Linked DNA regions of Mus musculus: region 2 is linked to region 1. A link is a loop called in an ENCODE intact Hi-C map of the cell type or tissue named here. Cell type or tissue: heart. All regions are shown on one strand. Each heading gives the region's core, and the rest is flanking DNA. Links, peaks and the distances in the headings are about the cores only. Region 1 has its middle 39 kb from the start of 4931403M11Rik. Region 2 has its middle 16 kb from the start of 4930428N03Rik.

Region 1 (5,376 bases), core at 102-5,101:
AGGATGGTGACATGTTCTGTTGCTGAAGGCCAGTTGCTGTGTGTGTTAGAAGATTTATCCAAGTTTTTCTTCAGAATGGTTATAAATAATTGGGATAACAAACAGACCAGTGGGCTTAAGTAATTTTTTTCAGAATTCATATTTTATTATTTTTATTAATTATTCATTTTATATCTCATTTACAGCCCCTCTCCTAGTCTCCCCACCCTCACAAGCCATTCCCCCCCACCCCACCCCCCACCCCCGCTCCCCTTCTCCTTTGGGAAGAGGAAGGCCTGCCCTGGGTATCAAATCACTCAACCCTGGTACATCAGTTTCTGCTTGACTAGGCACATCCTCTCCCACTGAGGCCAGACAAATCGCCCAGTTGGGGAAACAGGATCTATAGGCAAGCAACATATTTAGGGACAGCCTCTGCTCCAGTTGTTGAGGGACCTACTTGAAGACCAAGCTACATATCTGCATGGGGCTCCTAGGTCCAGCCCATGTATGCTCTTTGGTTGGTGGTTTAGTCTCTGGGAACCCCCAAGGGTTCAAGCCAGTTGACTGTGTTAGTCTTCCTGTGGAGTTTCTATCCCCTTTATGCCTGCCAATCCTTCCCCCAATTCTTCTACAAAGACTCCCAGAGCTCCATCCAATGCTTGGCTGTGAGTTTCTGCATCTGTTTCCATTGGCTGCTGGGTGGAGCCTCTCAGAGGACAGTTATGCTAGACTCCTGTCTGCAAGCATAACAGAGTATCATTAGTAGTGTCATGGATTGGTGCTTGCCCATGGGATGGGTCTCAAGTTGGGGCAGTCATTGGTTAGTTATTCCACCAGTCTCTGACCCATCTTTGTCCCTGCACTTCTTGTAGGTGGAACATGTTTTGGATTAAAGGTTTTGTGGGTGGGTTGGTGTTCTTATCCCTCCACTGGGAGTCCCGCCTGCCTGGCTATAGGAGGTGGCCACTTCAGGCTTCATGTCTCCCATTGCTAGGAGTCTCAGCTAGCGTTACCCTCATAGACTTCTTGGGCCCTCCCCCATCCTAGATCTCTGGAACATCCTAGAGATGTCCCCTCTGCCAGCTGACGTCTTCCATTCACTCTCCTGGCCTTCTCTCCTAATCCCTGCCATGTTTTCTTCCCTATCCCATCCCTCACCCAGTCCCCTCCCTCTATCTGCTTCCTATGACTACTTTATTCCCCCTTTTGAATGAGATTCAAGTGTTCCCTCTTGGGTCCTCCTTGTTATTTAGCTTCTTTGGGTCTGTGGATTGTAGTGTGGGTATTCTGTACTTTATGGCTAATATCCACTTATTAGTGAGTACATATCTTGCCTATTTTAAGTAATTTTTAAAACAGATTTTTCTGATTTTTACTTGATGTGTTTGAATGTTTTGCCTGCATGTGTATAAGTATATAACATGTATACATTGCCTGAGGAGACCTCAGATGTCCTAAAACTGGAATCATACATAGTGAGCCCCATGTGGACTCTGAGAACCTCTGTCTGGTCCTCTGCAAGAGCAGCAAGTGCTCTGAATTGCCAAGCCATCTCTCCCACTCTAGGCTTAAGCAGTTTTAAGTCCCATTAGGTTATGGACCTTGGAATGGGGACAAATTGCTAGGCCAGTTGTACAACTTAAGAGATTCCCAATTCTTCCAAACTTCTACCTCAACTAGGTGAGTCAGAAACTCTGGAGCAGGATTCTGGTGTTAGTATTAATGAAGGGTACTAGAGAGATTCCAGGGTGTGGTCACAGACTGGGAACATCTGGGCCAGAGACATCTGTGGGACAGGCAGCAGAGTGTGGGGGGTGACAGAGACCAGGCAGGGAAGACATGAGCTTGTGTGGGTTGGTTAGGACATGAGTGAGACAAGAGTCATTCTTCCAGGTCTGCGAGTTCTGCATGCATGGGTAGAGTCATCCTTGGACTGAATAGAGTTGAAATGAAATTGCACCCGTACCCACCACACACTCACTTCCCTCTGTGTCATGATCCCTTATATGATGCAGCATGACCATTGTTCACACACTGCTGCAATCAGTCGTCCAGAGGTGATGTGGAGACTCCAGGAGGATATGGAGCGATGTAGGTTTTATGCAGTCAGTGTATTGCTTTACCTAAAGTACTGAGGATCTCAGCGGCATGGAAGAAAAGATGGAACCAGGCCCATTGGTATCAGTGGGCAATGAGGTATTAACCTATGTGACTAGGGATTTCAGTATTCCTGTATAGGCACTTATATGATGTATGAATGGATATGCATACATGTGAGAAAGTGTGTATGTGTGTGCATGTGTCTGTACACCAGTAGCATTACACATATACATGAGTATAGATGACTTCATTGGTGTAGTTATGGGCATTTGTGTGTGTGTGTTCACATGGTCACGAATATGTGTGAGTGCATGTGTGTGCATATGTGCATATGTGGTTTTACATGTTGATGGCAGCATCTGCATGGGAAGGGTGCTATGTGTGTGTATGTGTATACTGGTATATACAGGTGTGGATGTTTATGTGTGGATACTTGTGTATGTGTTTGGCCATATTCCTAGGTCCTTGTGTTGGCATCAGCATCTGTGTTTGGTGCCGCATGTGTGTGTGAGAGAGTGTCTGTGCAGGGGAGGGCCTGGGCTGTGGAGTTAGGGGTCTTCTCTTTGCTCCCAACAGATGGCCCAGCAAATGAGTCCCCCTCTGCCACCTGCCTGATGCACTCTCTAGGGCTCTGCTTCCTCCCTCCAGTCCTGCTGGCAGCCCTAAGCTGTTTCCTCCCTCCCTCACTTCCCCCTGACATCTGCCCTCCTTGGCTGGTGAGTGGAAAAGATGGTGTTAGGAAGAGCTGAGATGCCGGGCAGGCCTGGCCTGCACCCACTTTGGCAAGACCAGAGAGTAGGTGGGGGCTCTAAAGTTTCGTTCTGTCCTGTACACGTGTATATGTGCACCTGTGTGTGCTCATGTGTGTGCATGTGTGTGTCTGGGACTGCAGCAGGGAGGGTGCAGCGTGCTGCTGTCTCCTGTGCCTGGGCTCTGTTGTCAGGGCTCTGTCGTCAGGGTGGCAGGCCGCCCAGGATAGCAAGCCTGTGCTTTGCAGACAAAAATGCCAGATGGTGAGGATAGGGGGTGTTCCTGGCCTGGCTGCCAAGGGCGAGGAGGCTTCTGTGCTCTGGAGAGCAGGCCTGTGAGGCTCATGTGGGCTGCTGTGGCTTCTTGTTTTGTTTTGTTTCTTCGTGGGAAGATGTCATGTATTTTGCATATCTCAGGATTCATTTCCCTTTGGGTTTCCATCAGCTTGTTAAACAATATGGCTCTCAAGTTCCAGCTATTTTGAAGCAAGAAGAGTACAGTTTCCTGCAAGGGAGACAAAAATCCTTATTTTATTCAGGAAATATGTATTTATAGAGTAGTTCGAACAGCATCATCAAAGGGGATAGCTGGGGAGGCTCGGCTTCTAGATTGTCAGCGAGCCCCAGGGTGGACAGAGGTGGATCTGTTCCATCCAGCAAACGGAATCATCCAAACTGTGCTTCCTACTCCAAACTAGATCCGTTCTGGGTAATCACTACACACCATGGCGGGGCCAGGCTTGCTCAGGTACACAGCAGGAAGGCATCAGACTGAGCTGTGTGTGGCCCATTCCTACCAGCACTGTGTCTGCTGGAGAAAGCCCGATGCTTTGTTTGCACCTGAATAACCCTTAAGCAGCCTCCCTGCTGGCCGGGAACTGTGAGAGGGCCTATTGGGTGTGAGAAGCTGAGGGGTAGGAGGCCCTACTGACGCCTGCTTGCAAACACAGCTGGAATCCTGGTGAAAGGAAGCAAGTTCTGCAAGGGAAACTGTTAGCTGCTCACAGAAACAGCCAACTCCCTGACTCCAGCATCAGCATTCTGTGCCTGCTCCCAGACCCTGGAGATTCTTCATGTTGAATAAGGTCCAACTCCCTCATCCCAGGGCCCAAGCCATGGGATTTATCATCTATTCTGTCACTGGGGCAGAAGCGATGGCTCAGTGGGTAAGACACTAGCTGCACAGGCATGAGGACCTCGGTTTGGATCCAAGCACCCTCATAAAAGCTGGGCATGGCCATGCACATCTCTATTTCTGGTGCTGAGGGGCATGGAAGCAGTAGGAATCCTGAAGTTTACTGCCCAGACAGCCTAACTAAAAAAGTTGGTGAACTCTAGGCTCAGTGAGAAACCCTGTCTCAAGAGACTATGGCAGAGAGTGGCATACAGAACGTTTAGCATCTGCCCTCTAATCTTACACACACATATGGACACATATCCACCCATGCATGTTCACACACATGTATACAACATATACATATGTATGCCAAATAAACCTAGTCCCCCAAACCTAGAAAATATGCATTTTTCTTTTCTTTCCTTCTTTCCCTCCTTTCTTCCTCCTCTCCCTCCCTCCCCCCTCTCTCCCTCTCTTCCTTCCCCTCCCTCCTTCCCTCCTTCCCTCCTTCTCTCTCTCTCTCTCTCTCTCTCTCTCTCTCTATTTGTTTGAAACAGAGTCTCTCTGTATAGCAATGGCTGTACTGGACTCACTATGTAGGCTACCTTAAATTTATAGAGATCTACCTGCCTCTGACTCCAGATTCTGGGATTAAAGGCATGTGCTGCCATACCTGGTCAGGAACTATTTCCTTATTATTTGTATATTATATTAATATATATTAATGTTAATTAATATTAATACAATATCTTGACAAGCTATTATAGCAGCAGATACATCAGAGAGAAAGTCAACTATCACTCAGGATGTCCTGAAAAGCCTGTCACTATGTGCAGAAAGCCTGTCCTATACCTTGCATGTCTTCGTGCCCATGTTTCTTCTCTCCTGGTTTGCCTAAACATCCCCTTCATTCTCTCCTCATGATCCTCTCATGGGCTCTGGATAAAAGAGCCCCATGTGATGTTTGCCTGAAATGTCAACTTTGTGTCCTTGAGCTCTGAGGGTTGGAGATTGTGCACCCATCCTGGCATGGGACGTTGGTCCTGACATGTGGGAGGCATTCTATTTGCTCCCTTTCACAGATGTGAGTTGCAGCTTGAAAACAAACTGATCCACCTGTATTGTTATTGTCTTCACCAGGTGAGCATTTGTGGTTTGTGTGTGTGTGTATGGATTGGGTGACAATGATCTGTCCGCTGGTCATGCAAAAAAGAGCAGAGCCCAAACCCACCAGGAAATAAAAGATACTGAGATGGAAGTCTTTGGCTCTCCTTTTCTCTTTACAACACTATTCTGGTAGAATCCATTTCTGCTCTAGTGGGAACAGCAGATAAGCCTGAGGGGAGAAACCTTCCTACCAGAAAACTCCTATCCATCCTTTAGCGTAAAGTTCAGAAGTCACCAACTTTTGACTGGGGATAAATAAAG
Region 2 (5,376 bases), core at 64-5,063, 59 kb after region 1:
ATAGCTGTCCTGGAAAGTTTCCTCTCTAGTCAAAGAGGAGAGAAGGAATCCCGAAAACAAAGCACAGACCATGAGTAAAAGCAAAGCAGTCAGCAGTAACCCCATGGGGATAGTTCGCAGAAGACATAGAAGGGGGCAGGTGCCAGTCAAGGAGCGCTGGGCCTAGGAGGTACTATCAGACCGATGACCTGCTTGGTGCAAATAGGGACAGCATAGAAGAGAGACATTGCAAGCAGAACAATCTGGGGTTCAAAGGCACTGAAGTAGGAGTGGATTTTGCATCCTATGGGAAGCAGAAGGAGGTTACTGTGGCCAGAGCCCAGTGTGTGCAGGAGAAAAGGAGGCTGGGCTGGGAGAGGTGTGACCTGTGACATAGGACTGTGCCCGGTGAGGATCAGGTATTTGGGGCTTTTGTAACAGGAGCTTTGGGACAGTCCAGCCACAACATTCTACTTCCAAAGTGTTGACAGATAAGGGCTATGTGTTATAAGCATGTGAAAGCCCCGAAGGACAAAAGTAGAAGGCTGGGCTAGAGTCCAGCGCTAGGGAATTGGCATCAAAGAGGTGAAGGTATCCAGATATGATAAGGTGGGATCCACAGGTTTGGAGGGGATGAGAACTGGAAGGAGTTATTTACTGGGAGGTTGAACAGTGTCTCTATCAGCTGTGTCCTGACCTGAATTGTTACAAAGGCCGTTGCTAATGCAATTACTGTAAGAATCAAAGATGAATGTTAGTCTGTGTCCTAAACCCAGTGACATAGGAAATAGAGAAGACTCACTCGAGACCCAGGGAAGAAGCTATCAAGAAGACAGCGGCAGATGCTAGGTGATATGTCCACAAGTCAAGCTACCCAGGGAGTCATTAGAAGTTGGAAGAGACTAGGGACAGGCTCTGCCCTGTCATCCTTGGAAAGTATGTAGCTCTGTGGACACCTAAACTTCAGATCTCTAGAAGCTTCTGGAATTGTGAGAATATATCCCGGTAGCTTCTGTGGTAATGTTCTATGGCAGGCCTCAGGAATCAGACGAGGTACTCACCTAGGGAGCCCAGCTATCCTCGCCCTGCTGAAGCCCACATCCTGCCTGGGCACCTTTTGCAAAGCTTGACTCCTGTTCCCATCTTGTCGCGTCCACCCCTCCCTCTCCCATGTATATTAGAATAAGATTGAATTTTCTACCTTGGGTTACTAAGCTTTCAGATCCCTGAACTGCGGCCATTCATCAACTGTCAGGGGATGTCGTAAACAAGGGGCTTTAAAAACCATGTTTGCTTTTTAGGGTGATAATACTTGGGAGGTGAAGCTAGGAGGGTTATACATAATGCATGTGTTTTAATGGGCCACGCGCTACGGCCCTCTTTAGTTGGAATGATTCGTTTTAATGTTCAAAATAAATATCAGAGACAATTTGCCAACAAAGCTGATTTTCTTCGCCCGCCATTAACTTAATCTTTATACCTCAGCTTAATGACAGAGGGGCTGTGGGATGGGCTGGGGCTTCACATTCAAAGTCAGTAGGAGGGGCAGGAGGCACACTCATGAGCCACAGGGTGATGGTCCATCTTGGTTTATGTAACAGTCCCAATCATTGCCCAGTTTCCTGGCCTTGTTACTCTGAGATGGGATCAATTGGCACTACCAATATCAAATGCTTCTGATAAGTCAAACCTCAACTTCCTATGGTTTAATAGAAAGGTAAAGATGTTTCCTGGTTTGTATGATACACTGTACAGTTTTACATCAGGGGAGACTGAGCCCTGCGAGCCCAGGAGCATGGCCTGGGAACATTGAGACTCATGAGGTATAAGCCCCAGGCTCTGCCCACTGTGTCTGCTTCTCCCTCTCATCTTCTGCTTTCTTCTCATCTGCTCATCTTTCCACCTACGCTTGTTCTTGGGTCCCCAGCTCCATGGCCTTCTTGCCACACCTGGAAGACAAATCCTGAGGACTTCCCTTGTTTGCCACGGCATCCTGGGGCTGATGGTATATGAGAAGGATTTGCAAACCCAAAAGCTGATTACAGCCTCACCACCCATCCCAAACCAGTCATAACTGCCCCGCCCAGCCCCAGAACACTAATCCCTCCTACTTAGGCTGCTAATTAATTTTAGATATCTATATGGAATTTAAGGAAGGTATGAGGCCTGCTGCCCTGATCCTTACTAAAGATGCACAGGAACACAGAGTGATTGTCCCTTCTCACTCAGAAATGTGCTCTGACCTCACTCGCAGCTGCTGGCAGGTCAAACTCAGTGGATTTGGCTCCAGAGTTCCCTGGTTCAGTGCTGTCAGTCTGCCCTGTGTTGCTATATCCAAGCAGCAACTGAGGGACTGAGAGAAAAATAATGTTCTCAGTTTCATAGGTTTGAGGCAAGATCACTCAAGAATAAGCCTGGGAATGTGGCAAGATCTTCAAGTGGGTATCATTCCATTTCAATAGGTAAAACAGGAGATAAAGAGATGGGACTTAATATGACAGTTATAGCTCTTCTCCCTATCTATCATCTTCTATCTATAGATCACTGGATTTAGAAATGGTATATTCTCAGTTTTTTTCAAAATTTATTTATTTATTTACTTATTTACTTATTTATTTATTTATTTATTTATTTATTTAATGTATATGAGTACACTGTAGCTGTCTTCAGACACACCAGAAGAGGGCATTGGATCCCATTATAGATGGTTGTGAGCCACCATTTGGTTGCTGGAAATTGAACTCAGGATCTCTGGAAGAATGTGAGGGCTCTCAACCTCTGAGCCATCTCTCAAGGCCCTAGTCTCAGTTTTACAGTTACAGAGTGCAATGTGGGCTATCTACAACAAGAAGACAGTAGGAGCTGAGACCCTCTGCACCTTGGAAAACTCTCTTGGCTTCTCTAGGCCTCAGCTTTCTCATCTGGGTGTTGGGAAAGCTACCCATAAATTCTCTGCTGTCTACCACCCATGGATATGCATGGGTTTTGTGGGGATATGGCCAGTGTGGGCTACAGAGCAGGGTCCAAGCCTTCATGTTGGAGGTCTCTCCCTGCAGCACACTGAGCAGTGGTATGACTGCCCTGGAGAAAACTCTGCTCTTTCTGGGCTTTGGCTTCCTCTGGAGGCAAGAGGTGGGTAAGAAGCAGCTTGGTTTGTGTTGAGGACTGACGTCCTCATGCACACATCTGGCACTGGCCAGGCTGCCCTTCATAGGCCCTGTAAGAATGGCTCTGGCTCCTCTAAGCTTCCCATATCATTGTCTACAGTCTGCCTCAGAAGCTTCACAGATGGAGGCTTTATGGGGTGGAATACCCTGTTGAAACTTTTGCTGACCCTTTCTGCACAGCCCCCGCCAATGGTCTTCATGGAAGGACTGCTGCCTACCCCAGGCCTGCTGTGGTCCTCAGAATTCCTCTGTACCCGGTGCTGTAGACTCCAGCTACCCTAGAGCCACTGCACAGAAGGGGACATTCATCCACCTATTCTTTGTGTATGTCCATGTGTGTCCATGTACATGTGTGCCCATGTGCATGTGTGTCCATGTGCATGTGTGTGCATTTATGTGTGTACAGGCCAGAAATTAATGTCTGGTGTTTTCCCCAGCCCCCCCTCCTCTCTCTCAATAGAGTCTCTTACTGGACCTAGGAGTCTCCATTTTGGCTATATTGGTTGACCAGAGCTCCTGTCTCCTCCTTCCCAGTGGTAGGTTTACAGGTAACCACCACTGTGCCTGCATTTTTATATGGGTTCTAGGGATGCAAACTTACATCCTTAAGTTTGTACAACTGCTTTATTGACTGAGTCATCTCCCCAGCCTGTTATCTACTCAGTCTCTCACCACCCCAGGAGCCTTGGGTCCTCCCTACCCCCTGTCCCAGACATAGCTTCCTTCTCCCTGTTCAGTTCCCCTGATGGAGCTGTGAACTCTTACGTACCTACAAGGTTTCAGGCCCATTCCTCGGGGACAAAGACTGAAGCTGCAGGAGGAAAAATATTCTGGGATCTGATTCCTAGCTCTGCCTCTTTCCAGGTCCATGGACTGGGGACAAGTTGGTTTCAGCTCTCTGAGCCCAAGCATCTTGCTCTGTGAGGTGGCACATGGCGAGAACACTTGAGGTGATGATGTGTTTGTACTTGCAGCTCAATCTTCATTCTTTGTTCATCCTTCCATTTTGGCTCTCTTCAGGTAGGCATACTCTGCAGACATCCTTCCCTGGCTCGTGAGGCTCCTTCTTGGTCCTCATGACCCAGGACTCCCCTCTGCCTAAACACCATCTCCTCACCTCAGCACAGAGCCTGAACAGTGGAGCTTCTTCTCTTCTTCATCCTGGATCAAGCAGATGATCACCAGGCCGTTAGGTGAGAGAGATTTCCTGGGAAGTGACAACTGGCCCTCCTTCCTGAAGAGTCTGAATGACAAGCTGGATGGGTCCCCAGAAGCTGCAGGGAGAGTGTATCTAAGTCTCACCCTACCCAAAGGCATCTGGACAAAATGAACCTCACTTTGCCCAGGGTTTGAGAGCAGCTGGCAGACCTCTGACTCTCTAATTCATTGGGTCTCTACCATCTAGTCTTGCCCTTGGTGCTCGGAGGAAGGAAGCCTGGAGCCCTCTGGATCCTGCTGGACTCTAATACTTTCCAAGAGAAGATACCCCAGTGTGTTCTGCTCGCTTTACTTTTGTTATTCTAGTCAGCTTTCAGGTACCTGAAGCTGACCTTGAGCTTGCTAATATAGCTGAGAATGGCATTGAACTTCTGATCCTTCCGCCTCCACCTCTCAAATGATGGGATTGCAGGTGCCTACTACCACTCCCCATTTGTGTGAACACAGGGCTTGAACCTATGACTTTGAGCATGCTGGGTAAGCACTCTACAGAGCCGCCCCCCACCCCTCCCCCGGCTCCTCATACCCATTTTAATGCCAACTTCTGCTCTATGGTTTCAGAATGGGAAATCCAGGATCAAGGCAAGCACTGGGCAAGGTACGGAGAGATTTACAGGGCTCAGTCTGTCCATTGTTCCATTCTGGTCCCAGGGCCACTGTTGCCTGACCAGCTTCCAGAAAGAGTAACTACCAGGTGAGCCTTGTCAGCCAGGCCTTCTATCCTTTCCTTGGCCAGTCTGGCTTCTCGTGACTCCCACACTCCACAGAGTATCCTTGCCCCCAAACGTCTGGCTCAAGTCCTTGCAGAAGGCCTTGTCAGTGTTCTCACCGGATAGGTGGGTGTGGGAAGGTGGCAAGGTTTGGACTTGCTTTAATCATGTCCCCTAAAGGTTTTTGGAAGTTTGCTTGCCAGTGAGAATTGGGAAGTAGCCTTAGGATCTAGAGGAGGTAGGGGTCTAGTGAAAAGTGGTTAGATTACTGTTTGCAGAAGGAATTAAGACAGTTTTCATGG

Evidence for each region. Peaks named below come from ENCODE experiments on the same cell type or tissue, not always from the same donor. Only the 100,000 strongest peaks of a DNase experiment are listed, where the experiment ranks them.
Region 2: a loop joins it to region 1, with 2.6 times the contacts of the local background. A loop is called at or near these places in 2 of 42 quality-filtered maps.

The regions. Positions count from the first base shown.
Region 1 is chr14:24,575,920-24,581,295 of GRCm38, forward strand. No RefSeq gene overlaps it. Among named protein-coding and RNA genes, the nearest start is that of 4931403M11Rik, 39 kb to the right of the region's middle. In heart, for the core only: no CTCF peak of the experiment used is centred there; DNase peaks (open chromatin) are centred at 3,052 and 3,762; H3K27ac peaks cover 1,239 bases.
Region 2 is chr14:24,634,591-24,639,966 of GRCm38, forward strand. No RefSeq gene overlaps it. Among named protein-coding and RNA genes, the nearest start is that of 4930428N03Rik, 16 kb to the left of the region's middle. In heart, for the core only: no CTCF peak of the experiment used is centred there; no DNase peak of the experiment used is centred there.